Linked DNA regions of Homo sapiens: region 2 is linked to region 1. The links are chromatin contacts, found by Hi-C or POLR2A ChIA-PET in ENCODE. All regions are on one chromosome and are shown on one strand. Each heading gives the region's core, a stretch centred on a gene start or an enhancer-like site at or near the end of the contact. The rest is flanking DNA. Distances are from core to core; before and after follow the strand shown. Region 1 has its middle 9.5 kb from the start of LINC01954. Region 2 has its middle 19 kb from the start of KCNF1.

The links. Hi-C counts contacts between places; a loop is a spot of excess contacts on that map. ChIA-PET counts read pairs that join two places held with the same protein, here RNA polymerase II (POLR2A).
Region 2: a map of astrocyte of the cerebellum shows a loop between it and region 1 (2.7-fold over the local background). The contact joins two enhancer-like sites. A Hi-C loop is called at or near these places in 2 of 168 maps with a recorded cell type or tissue (astrocyte of the cerebellum and gastrocnemius medialis). POLR2A ChIA-PET finds 5 or more read pairs at or near these places in 2 of 52 experiments (A673 and AG04449).

Annotation. Positions count from the first base shown.
Region 1 is chr2:10,865,681-10,871,797 of GRCh38, reverse strand. No RefSeq gene overlaps it. Among named protein-coding and RNA genes, the nearest start is that of LINC01954, 9.5 kb to the left of the region's middle. Within about 2 kb of position 2,641, at least 5 of the 41 ENCODE cell types and tissues checked have a DNase peak (open chromatin) inside an H3K27ac peak, as active enhancers do.
Region 2 is chr2:10,928,181-10,934,297 of GRCh38, reverse strand. No RefSeq gene overlaps it. Among named protein-coding and RNA genes, the nearest start is that of KCNF1, 19 kb to the right of the region's middle. Within about 2 kb of position 2,162, at least 4 of the 41 ENCODE cell types and tissues checked have a DNase peak (open chromatin) inside an H3K27ac peak, as active enhancers do.

The DNA of each region.
Region 1 (6,117 bases), core at 1,392-3,891:
CTCAGGAGGTTGAGGCAGGCGAATCGCTTGAATCTGGGAGGTGGAGGTTGCAGTGAGCCAAGATCATGCCACTGCACTCCAGCCTGGGTGACAGAGCTATTCTGTTTTTTTTTTTTTTTTTTTTTGTCTCAAAAAAAAAATTCTTATGACTGAAAGTAGGTAAGTCAATACCATAGTTCAAATCCACATGATAAACAAAGACCATGAGTATAGATAATTATATAATTATAAAAGACATTATAAAGACATATTTCTTTTCCTTTCTTAACTGATTTAAAAAGCAATTATATAAAACAATATGTACTTACTTGTACTGTTGAGCCTAACCATGTAGAAATGGAACATATTCATAAATAACAGCACAAAGGAAGTGGGTGGGAAAACAGCTGTATTGAGCTAAGGCAATAACTCCCTATGGTAACTCAATTTACAGGAACAAATGGAGAGAGCCAGAAATAGGAAATATGGAGGTTAGTATAACATAAGCTATAAATATATACTTGCCCTCCTTTCTTTCCTTGGCTTCTTTAAAAGACATAAAATTACATAAAGTAATAATATAACAATGTATTCCTGGGTTTATAACATATAAATGTAATATGTCTGACAATAATACCACAAAAAGGTGGGAAAGAGAATAGAACTATACAGGACTAAGTTTACTGGAACTTAATTAAATCTCACTGGAATTAAGTCAGTGTAAGTCTAAAGCAGATTCTGATACATGAAGATGTATATGGTGAGCCCTAGAATAGCCCCGGAGAAAAACCCTCCAAAAATTAGAGGGAATATTATTAAAGTAATTAAAATGTTGCATTGGAACATATTCGCTTAATGTAAAAGAAAGAAGTAAAGGAGGGATAGAAGATAGAAAAAGACATAAGACATATAGACAACAAAAAGTAATTCCAGCTCCTAGGAAAATTTGTAAAAAAAAATTTTTTTAAGTAAAATAATAGATGTAAAACTAACTATATCAATAGTAATATTATGTGTTAATGGATTAAACAATCCAATCAAAATGTAGAAATTGTCAAACTGGATTTTAAAAACAGGATCCAACTACATGCTGCCTGCAGAAGACACACTCTAGACACAAAGATAGAAATGGTTGAAAGCATTTGCTGCCTGGTAAGCAGAGAAACCCAGAGAAACAGGCTGCCTCCACCTTGGTTCCTCTCAATATCCTTCACCACATCTTTTGCCATATAAGGTGACATTGACAGGTTTCAAGGGTTTAAAGTGGATGTCTTCTAGGGTGTTATATGTTGGATTAGCGCAGACGTTGATAGCATCAGTCACTGTCCATCCATTGCCTAAGCCAATATATTCCTTGTCATTAAAATGGGCCAGAGAGAGGAAGGCAGGGGTAGAGACCTTTCAGTTCTGACCTCTAAAATTCTCTCTTGAGGAATGCAGAAACAGGACTTCCACATTTTTTCTATCACATTTCTCTTGTGCTACCCCCACCTTACCTCATTTATGAGCCAACACATATTCATTGAGTATCTCCCCCACAACTCCATATTTCTTTTACAACTGAGCAATTAAATGGATAAAATTCTAAAATTTCCTATTTGGAATGAGACTAAGGACAGTGTATTAGTTGCCTAAGGCTGCCACAACAAATCACCACAAACTGAGTGGTTTAAAACAACAGCAATGTATTCTCTCACAGTCCTGGGGCCCAGACGTCTGAAATGAAGCTGTTCGCAGGTCCATGTCCCCCAACACTCAGAATAGAGCCCTTCTTGCCTTTTCCTAGTTTCCACTGCTGGCCATCAATGCTTAGTGTTTCTTAGCTTGTAGCTGCAACCACTCCTCACTCCAGTCTCCACCTCTGTCTTCACATGGGGATCTGCCTGTGTGTCTCAAAATCTCTCTGTTCTTAAGAGGACACCGATCATTGAATTAGGGCCCACCGAATTCAGTATGACCCCATCTCAATTTTGTTCTACCTGCAAAGATTCTATTTCCAAATAAGGTCACATTCACAGGTACAGGGGGTTAGGATTTCAACATATCTTTTGGAGGAACACCATTTAACTCACCAGCAGCAGGAGAGTGAAAGAGCGGTGATCTTTAACTGAACATTCACTGTTACATGCATTTTCGTATGAAATCCTCCATGGCATAGGGATTATCATCTTTGATTGATAGATGAGGAAATCGAGCCTTAAAGAGGTCGAGTGATCATCTCAAGTCACGCAACTTGTAAGTGGCATAAATAAGATTCCACCCCAAACCTGCCTTCTTCCAAATCTGGATGACACTTACACCCAATCTGGCTGTCTCATATCACCCAGCCCACCCGTGCATTCTGCAGACTACAGAGCTCTTAACACCCCTGAGAAGGGCAAATGCATGCCCTTGTCTCCCAGCAAGTCTCTGGCAAAGCTAAGGCCAGAAGTTGCATCTCCCAAGCCCCGGTCCAAAGCACGTTCGATCACTGTGCCTAGATAGTATCCACAGAAGAGGCTCCTCAATTCCTGTGAGCGTGTTTGTGACAAGTGGAATTCTGTTTCCCACTGCGAGCAGGACCAGGGGTTAAGAAGTGGCTCTGTGATTCACGGAGACCTGAGTGGCTGCCCGGAGGACACCAAAACAGGAGATGGTCTAGAGGAGATGCATAGCTGGAAGCTGAGCTGGCATGTGATGAGGCGCCAGGCACTTAGGGCAGGAATTCAGCACCCCTCTCTCAGGGCACCTCTCCCAGAAGGAATGAGCTGGCGAGCCCGAGGATGGCCCCTCTGGGGGATGGCTTCTATGCAGCAACAAGAGCCTCAGAGGCCCCAGTCAGGTGGGCCTGAGCCCCGAGCTTCCTGTGTCCCGCAGGCCCCTAGGCCGTGGCATGGGGTGGGCTGAACCAGGGCCTGGAAACCCACAGGAGTGGTTTGGACCTTGGCTCAGGCATCTGCCAGCTTTGTGCTGCTGGGCACATTCCAGCCCAGAGACAGGGATCAAGGATCCCTCACGGGCTTTGGTTTGGGGGATAAACTAAATGAGATCGAGCATTAAAGCCCTGAGCCAGGGCCAGGGGGAGCAGCATCGTCTCTCTGTGGCTGATTGGAGGTGGTAGATGGGAATGCTGAGTCCCCAGCTCGCTCCTTTCAGAGCTTTCCAGGCACACAGCAGGCCCAGTGCCAGAGGCAGGCCCTTAGCTGGGCCTGGCCTGTGCCACAGCCTTGCAGGGATGGCTGAGGGAACAGTAGGCCAGAGCTAGTATTCCTGAGCCCCCACAATAGGTACCCCTCTGCCCAGCCACACACCCAGTTGCCCTATTTTGTCAGTTTTCTATTTCCTCAAGCGACCCTTTTGCTGGATCAAGGGCATATTGAAGGGTATGGTCAACCCCTCTGCCACTGCCTCGCTGTGTGAGCCTGGGAAAAACCCCTCCCCGCTCTGGTGAACACAATGGTGGCTGACAGCCCCTGTAGACAACATTTTCTGATTCTGCACACAGGTTTTCCAAAACACAGCCCTGCTCTTATCATTCTTCATAACAATCTGTTTAATGTCTCCCTTCTTCCCGAGCACTCTTGGTTCCACAGGAGCAGAGACTGTGCTTATCTCTTCCTCTCTTATACCCCTGGCATCCAGCATGTGGCAGATGCTCTATAAATCTTTGCCTACTGACATCCTCCCAACTCAGGGCTCATCGGGGCCACAGGGCAAGAATGTTGATTATCTACTGCATGCCAACAAGTGAACTGAGGATTTCCCCATGTGGTATCTTCGTTAATCTTCATAACTGTGAAAGTTAGGGATTATTATCCTCACTGGGGCCAAGGATGGAGCCCAGGTGCCCTACTAGGAACTATCCTATAGTCTCCATATGACAGAATTCCAGAATGAAGGAGCAGAAGCAGATCCTAAAGGCAGCTTCACCTCCCCAGCCTGTAAAAGGCAAAATGCCAAGAGGTGGCATCTCAGGAGAGGCCGGGAAAGGAAGGCATTAACTCATCTTGAGTGCTGCAACATGTTAGGTGGAGTTCCTGGTGCTTCATAGTCGTTACCTGGTGTAATTCTTACACAGAGCCTGGGAGGCATGACCTTGTTATCACCATTACAGAAGAGGAAACAGGCTCAGAGAGGTTAAAAACTTGCTCCAAGTCTCTCAGCTATGGGCAGCAGGGAAGGGTTAGAACCTGGGTCGGTCTGACTCCTAAACCCTAGCCCCTTCCACCTCTGCAGACTCCACACTTGAAATTTGTTGTGGACTAAATCGTGTGCCCCCAAAAATCATACGCTGAAGTCCTAGCCCCCCTCCCCCACCATGTGGCTGTATTGGAAATATGGCCTTTAAGAAGAGATGAAGGTCAAGTAAGGTCATAAGGGGTGGAACCCTCATGGGGTAGAACTGTTGTCCTTATAAGAAGCAAAGTCAGGCCGGGCACGGTGGCTCATGCCTGTAGTCTCAGCACTTTGGGAGGCCAAGGCAGGCAGATCACTTGAGGTCAGGAGTTCAAGACCAGCCTGGCCAACATGGTGAAACCCTGTCTCTACTAAAAACACACACACAAAAAAAAAATTTGCCAGGCATGGTGGCACACACCTATAATCCCAGCTACTTGGGAGGCTGAGGCAGGAGAATCACTTGAACCCAGTGAGCCAAGATCGCGCCACTGCACTACAGCCTGGGCAACAGAACGAAACTCTGTCTCAAAAAAAAAAAAAAAAAAAAAAAAAAAAAGAAGCGAAGTCAGAGCTCTCTGATGTGGCTGTGTGAGCACACAGCAAGAAGACAGCTATCCAGGAGTCAGGAAGAGGACCCTTTTCAGAACCCAGCTGTGCTGGCAGCCCAATCTCAGACTTCCAGCCTCCAGAACTGTAAGAAAATACATTTATATTATTTAAGCCACTCATCTGGTTAGGGCAGCAAACAAAGATTTTTTTCAAACACCAAATAGCTCAGCATTGAATGGAACAAGCTTTTATGAACTCCTTTCCCCATTCCTCATTCTTTTAGAGAAAAAGTAGCTTTAATATCCCCCAAGGACATTATAGCATTTGCAGAGAACTGGGAACTACTGCTGATTGATTTAACTTCCTCAGCAAGAATTGATGACCCCATGAGTGCTCCCCAGGAGCTTCCAGAATCCCTGAAAGTGATTTTTCCCTGGTCTGAAGACTCTACCTTATAAATTCGCTGACCGTCATCACCCCTCTTTCTGGATGGCAACTGTCTGGTTTTCTCTGGGAAGCATCTGTTCTGCGAAAAAGACCTCATATCTTCTCAGTTAATACAGAGTGTTCACACATATGTGATCTGCTCCACAATACTGAGGACAGAGTTGTCTTCTTCCCAGTTTCACGGATAGGGAAGCTTTGGGGTGGGGGCAGTGTTACCTGACTAAGGAGGCTTTGGGGCGGGAGTAGTGTTCAGCTGACTTGCTCAGGAAGAGCGTTCTTGAACTCTGTTCCTGGTCTCTGATCCCCTGTCAATGTCACAGCTAAATGCTCTCATTTTGCACAATAAGTGTGTGCATTGGAATAAATTGTGTTAAATAAGTGAATCAACTCATGGGCAAACAATTAAATGCAAAATGACAACTCAATAATTAGAGCTATTTGAACATCAGCCAGAGAGAACTAACACAAAAATAAACAGGAGGAGGAGAGGGAAGAGGGAGGAACAAAGGAGAGAAGAAGTGCACCTGTGGTTCCTAGTGGTCACTGTTCGATTAGATTCTACTTCCCCATCATGTGCTGGGCACCGGGCTGGGCACTGAGACTCAGAGGTGACTCAGCAGAAGTCCCCCAGGGACCCACTCGCTTTGTCATAGCTCCTCTACACCGTGTCGACCTGCCAGAAACTGGCAGTGAGGGATGAACTTGTCTCTGGGGCTAAGCCATGCTGGTTTTTTCACCATCACACACGATAGGACTCCAAGGTCTTCCAGCGTTCTGATCACACCCTCCGTGAGACACGCTGAGTTTGCCGGTGATCTCCAATGCAGGGTGCTTCATCATTTATAAGATGCTTCCACATTCCATGTCTCATATGTGCCTCGAAATCCCTCTGAGAAGAAGGTACTGTAACCAGCTCCATCTTGTAGAAGAGGTAAATTTACCCTCAGAGGGGCAAATAACTTGCCCAACGTCAAGTAACTAATA
Region 2 (6,117 bases), core at 913-3,412, 63 kb before region 1:
TATCTCTAAAGAGGAGACTGACTGTCTTTGAGAAGAGATGGGAACAGCAGGACAGAAAAGAGAGATTTTCCCCACAAGATAACATGGCTCCTGCAAACACTGGGGACCCGCACTCTGTTGCCTGGCAGCAGCCTGGACACAGGTCATGAGGGATCCCAGGGCTGCAGGTTGTCCAGAGGCAGGAGCTGGAACCCAAGTGATGGTACAGTGGGTGGGTGGCTCGTAGGGAGCTAATGCAGACCCGAGAATGCAGGCGCCCCCTTGACTATGTGGTGCTAGAAAAGACCCCAGGACCTGGAAACCACCCAGTGTCCATCAGTGGGTGAATGGATGAGCAAACGTGGCATCGCCGTAGCAGGGAGTATTACTCAGCCCTAAAATGGAATGAGCTGGCACACCCGGCAATGTGGACGAGCCCAGAGCATGATGCTGAGTGAAAGAAGCCAGACACAAAAGGCCACATAGTGCAGGATTCTGTTCATGCGAAACACCCAGGGTAGGTAAATCCCGATGGACAGAGAGCAGGCTGGTGTTGCCAGGGCCTCACAGGTGACTGGGGAGTGGCTGTGTTCCAGGTAGAGGGTGTCCTTTGGGGATGATGAAAGTGTCCTGGAACCAGATGCAGGTGATGGCGGCAAAACACTGTGAATGTGCTGAATGCCACTGGATCGTACTTTTAAAATGACTAGCGGTTCATTTTGTCATGTGAATTTTACCTCACTTTTATAAAAAGGCCCCGTCAGGACCTTTGCCCATCCCTGGGGAGGGAGAAGGAGCCCTAGAGCCCTAGCAAAGACCACCCCCAGTGACGTCCTGGTAGCTCAGAATCCGAGGGACGTTTATTTGGCACAACGAGACCGAAAAGTGTGGTCTACTGAGTTTGTGGAGTGGGATTTGTATCATTTACAGAAGAAGGCGTGGGTATGGAAGAGCTATTTATGGGTCTCATGGGGCAGAAAGGGGTGCTGAAGGAATGAAAGGACCCCTTTCATTCATGGGGTGGTGGGACAGGAGGGCAGCCCTGAGGAAAGCCTGGGAAGACTCGTGAGTCCCGACCCCTCCAGTCCAGGCTGGGAAATGTCTCCTGCGAGAAAGGAGGAGTTGCTCTCCTCTCCCTCCATGCACACACACACACATATACATGTACACGCACACACACAAGGGCACAAACACACACAGGCACACACACAGGCACACATTGCTCCAGAGCTCACCCCTCAGCGCCCTGACCCCCTGGCTGCCTGGGGTGCTGTTTGGCCATGCAGGCTGCTGACCGCCAAGGCCTGCTGGCCCACGGACAGTGTCCAGCCTGGGGTCCCCAGGCAGCCCTGTGACAAGAACTGCATGCTGCCAAGAAGCCTCCCAGGTGGCTTTCCCAGAGGGCTCTGCCCCTGCTGTGACAGTGTCATTGAGAAAGGACATCTGGAGGAGCCTCTGAGAGCAAGTGGTTCCCAGATCCCAGCATGCGCACCCAGACAGATACATCCTCCCCTTCAGACTCCACGTGGAAAGGAAACACACACAAAACAATGGCAGGTCAGGACAGGGGGACCCTGCAGGGGGAGCGGAAGTGTGTGCGTCCTCCTGGAACAGGGTATGAGCCCGGCCTCAAGCAGAACAGTAATGCAGCAGACATTTGTCTCTGGGACTGGAGGCCTCGCTCCACAAAGCCAGCTCAGGCAGCAGCCGGTGCCCAGAGAAGGCTCTGGCCGTATTCTCAGAGGGGGCTCCGTCCTCCACTTTGGGGTTTTCTGGTGGTGGGCCCTGGGCAGGTGTGTAGCTTTCCCAGCCTGTCTCCTCTTCCTGGCCTTCTTGCCTGTTTGGGGATCCCACTTCACCTCGAGGCCCCACTCTCCTCACCTGTGGAGACCAGAGGCCGGCCCATCCTTCGCAGAGTGCTTGCCAAGCTGAGAGCCTGGAAGGAGGGGAGCGAGGGCCAGGTCTCTGCAGGTCCCAGCCACCGGTCTGTAGAGCCCTACAGAGCAGCAGCGCTGTGAAGGGGTGTGCGTTCAAGGCTTTGTCTGTTATAAAATGCTCAAGAAATATGAGTAGTTCACGTTTCAAAGATGAGAAAGGGATGATCGCGGTTGACCCCGTGAATGGTGGAATCTTGGCCAGGGCTACTTTGAGGGAAGGCTTCCAGGGACTCTTGAGTCACCCTCTGGAAGGGATGACCTGGCCAGCCTTGAGCAGGTGCCAGGGTTGACCAAGAGCCACATGCACAGAAGGCACAGACCTGGAGATGCCTGCTGTGATCTGGGCCTCTGTTCATGCCTGGAGCCTGTCCATGCGTGTCCTGGGACCCCAGGGCCTGCCAGGGAAACCACAGGTCTCAGACTGCGAGTCAGACTGCTGCGTGAGCTCCACACTTCATCTGCCAGGAGCAGCAGGTGGCATCTAGCAGCCCCCATAGGGTTTCTGGCCCACTTGTTCCTCCCTGGGAACCCGTAACATGCCTGCCCCAAGGAGTGCTGATCAAGGGAAGCATCCCTCCGCAACTGCACTGCGTCAAACGTGGACCTGGCCTTGGTCCGGCCCCATAGCCGCTGCTGAGCGACCACCCAGCCCCAGATGTCATTCCCAGGAGGACCCTGTGTGAGGCTCTACCCCACCAGCTCTCCGCTCAGAGCTACACACAACACGCACTTGGCCTCCCAAGTCATGATGGGAGGGAGCGCTGGCCCCCACAGGACCCCAGGAGAAATTAGATGAATTAGAGGAATCAGAAGTAAACGTTTTGTTAATAAAATGTGCCTGGTAGAGATCAGGGCTGCTGGGAAGTGTTATTGACATAAGCAAGCTAAAATGGGTTCTTCATAGCGAGGGGCAAATGCCTTCATTCATTCATCACGTATTTATTGAGCACCTACTATGTGCCTCACAGTTGAAGAGGTGTAGGAAGGACTTAAACCAGGCGACAGCTTGAAGCCGGCTCTACTTCCCTGCAGAATCCTGTGTCCCCATTCTGGGGCCACGCCACCCCCAGGTGGCAGCTGCTCAGCTCTGTCTGGTGCAGCGGGAATGGGCCTTGCTGGGCCAATCACACCTGGTCTAAATCATGGGCCCTGTACAAGGAATTGTCACCAGAGCTTAGGGACATGCACAGCATCCCCAACTTTCCCCTCTTGACTGCAGGTCATCTGTAGAAAGGATGATGAAAAACTAAAAGCCAGGGGATAAAAAGGGATCCCTCAACCCTGCCAACCAAGTCTCTATTAGGCCTGGGGGGCAGAAGTTTATGGGGATTATTGATCTCCCTTGGCCCAAACAGATGGTGGGGGAGGTGAGACCCGCGTGCAATTACATTCTTTGGTGACACGGCTATATTAAGATCGATTACATTGTGCAACAAACATATGAATCATTCCCAGAACCCTAACTGCTTGAATTTGAATATGCATGAGAAGCTGCCCAGAAATGCCTAAAATACATACATACACATATATATAGTCAAAAAACAAGACAGCTCACGGGGTGAAGAATAACAAAAGGCAATTTGCCACTCTGATGAAAGGGGCCGTGTGCTAGGTTAACTGATGAAGACTCATTCACAATCAGTGTACACATCCAGGGCCCATGGGAGCTTTGCCCACACCATCCCCGTTCATCCTCACCACAAGCCTACACACCAGGAATTATTTTTCCCATTTTACAGATGGGGAAGCTGAGCCTACAGCTGAGTTAAGATCATACTGCGTGTTGGTCAGTCCCAAGGAAGAATTTGAACTGTGGGCTTTCTGCGCCCAAAGCTCTGCCTTTCTGTGCGAGACTCTGTCTCGCACAGACACTACAAAGATCTCACCCCTACCCACTTTAGTCTTCCAGGTTCAGGCTTCACAAAACCACTATTGTCTCCTGCTTCCTGGAGTTCTGCATAAGAGAACCAAGTTTGAAGGAACAATAAGCTGATACCAAACAGCAACAACAGGAAAACAAAGATGTCTTGGAAATTAAGAACCACAGTTCCAAAAAGGGTCAATTAGATGAATGATAAGATGAACACAGTTGAACACCAAACCAACAATATAGATATAGATAATCTATATCTATAGATAAAGATAGATAAAGCCAACAAAATCTTCAAACATAGAGCAAAAAGGCAAAAAAACAAAACAAAACAAAAACACAAAATAAAACATACACACGCACACTAAGTCAATAAGAGTGCTTGGGTAAGAAAACAGAAGAAATGCAGGAGAGAAAGAAAGCAACAGTAGAAGTAAATTTCTCTGGGCTAAAGAAAGATTTGAGTCTTCAAAGTAAAAGTCCCTGCCAAGTGTTCAGTGGAAAAAGTTTACTTTCTAGGTGAAATTTCAGGTTGTGAAAGAGTTTCAGAATTCCAAAGATACAGAGAATTCTAAAAGCCTCCAGGATGGAAAACCGAATGACCTGAAAAGGAACAGAAAGCAGATTGACTTCAGATAAATTAGCCAGAAAGCATCATGCAGCCAAACTGTCAGTCCTGTGTGAAAGCAAAATAAAGGCATATTCAAACATACAGACTCAGAAAGTCTATCATCCATAGATCTATCCTGAAAGATGCACCCAAGGGTATATTCCCAGCAAATCCAAAAAGGAATCCAAGAAGGAAAATGATGCAGTAGCTAAGAAACTAAGAAACTATCCACCAAACCCAGGAAGCTACGTGAAAAAGAAATCATGGATGGCAACTGTGCCACCAACCCCAAGAGCAAATGGTACAAATCCAATCGGGAAATTAGAAGGTCCTGAAAAGAATGTCTCCAAGAGGAAAAGGACATTTGTCTTTAACAAACACTAGAATGAAAAAGCTGCATAATCCTAGTGATAAGAAGAAGGCATATCAAAATACGAAATTTGTAAAAATTACACGCTGTCTTCTTCATCCTGTGGCATCAGATGTAGAGAATGAAATGGATGGAATTGACATTTACATCTGCGGATGTAGAGAACGGGATTCCATCCGTTCTATCCTCTGCATCTGCAGTGAAGAATAGTTGCATAATCATTATATTAAAAACACTGATTATTGGTTTAAATTTGTTTAGAATCAGCTGGTTGTCAAAGCACAGAAATAACTATAGTCGCAGAACAGAGTGTTTGTGTTTTAAAGCTTGTCAATGTAGCAATGAGAGGTGGGGGCCAGGAAGTGGGCAGTGAGCGGGGAGAAAAGGCAGGGGGATCTAGTGGGGCCTAGGGGATTTTCACATAGGGGAATCCAGGAGATACCGACTAGAGCTGATATTCTGAGAAACCGAAGTTTAAGCATGTGACGTAAAGCAGTAATGGTAACTAGAGAAGAAGTAAACATTTTATTAATAAAATGTGCCTGGTAGAGATTAGGGCTGCTGGGAAGTGTTATTGATATAAGCAAGCTAAAATGGGTCCTTCATAGCGAGGGGCAAATGCCTTCATTCATTCATCACGTATTTATTGAGCACCTACTATGTGCCAGACAGTGTGTAGCATGCTTGGGTGGGAGGTGGAGGTTCAATAGCATGCAGAATCTCAATCCCTGTCCTCAAAGAGCTGCCAGTCTAGTGTAAGAGACAGATATGAATTCTATAAATTAAAAAAAAAGGTAAAATTGCAAGTGTGATGAGCATCAGAAGAGAGGCACAGGGTGCAGTTAGAGTGTAGCTTAGACACATTTGAGATCAGGGAAAGAGACAAGGATTCCACCCAAATCTGAAGGACGTAAACAAGTTAAACAGCGGAGAGAATGTTTCCATCAAGGGAGCAGCATGTGCAAAAGCCCTGTGGCAGGGGGAGCCAGAGAATGAAAGAAAACCAAGATATGAGAGGGTAGAGTAAGAAGAAGAGAGAGCAATAGACAGGGAGGCTGGGAGGTAGGTGGTGGACACATGCCTTGTGGGCCCTGTGGGCTGGGTTAAGAATTTGAGCCTCAAAGGATTGGGAGTAATTACCATGTTCTGTTCCAAAGTATGGACTAAGAGATAAAGTTGTCTGTCTCATTTCATGAGGCTAGTGTAACCCGGATACCAACACCTGAAGAAGATAGCCCAAAACTAGAAAACTATAAGCCAATCTCACTCAACAATATTTAGGCAACGATCTTAAATAAAACATTAGCAAGCAGAATCTGGCCACGAATTAAAATAAAAATGCATTATGACC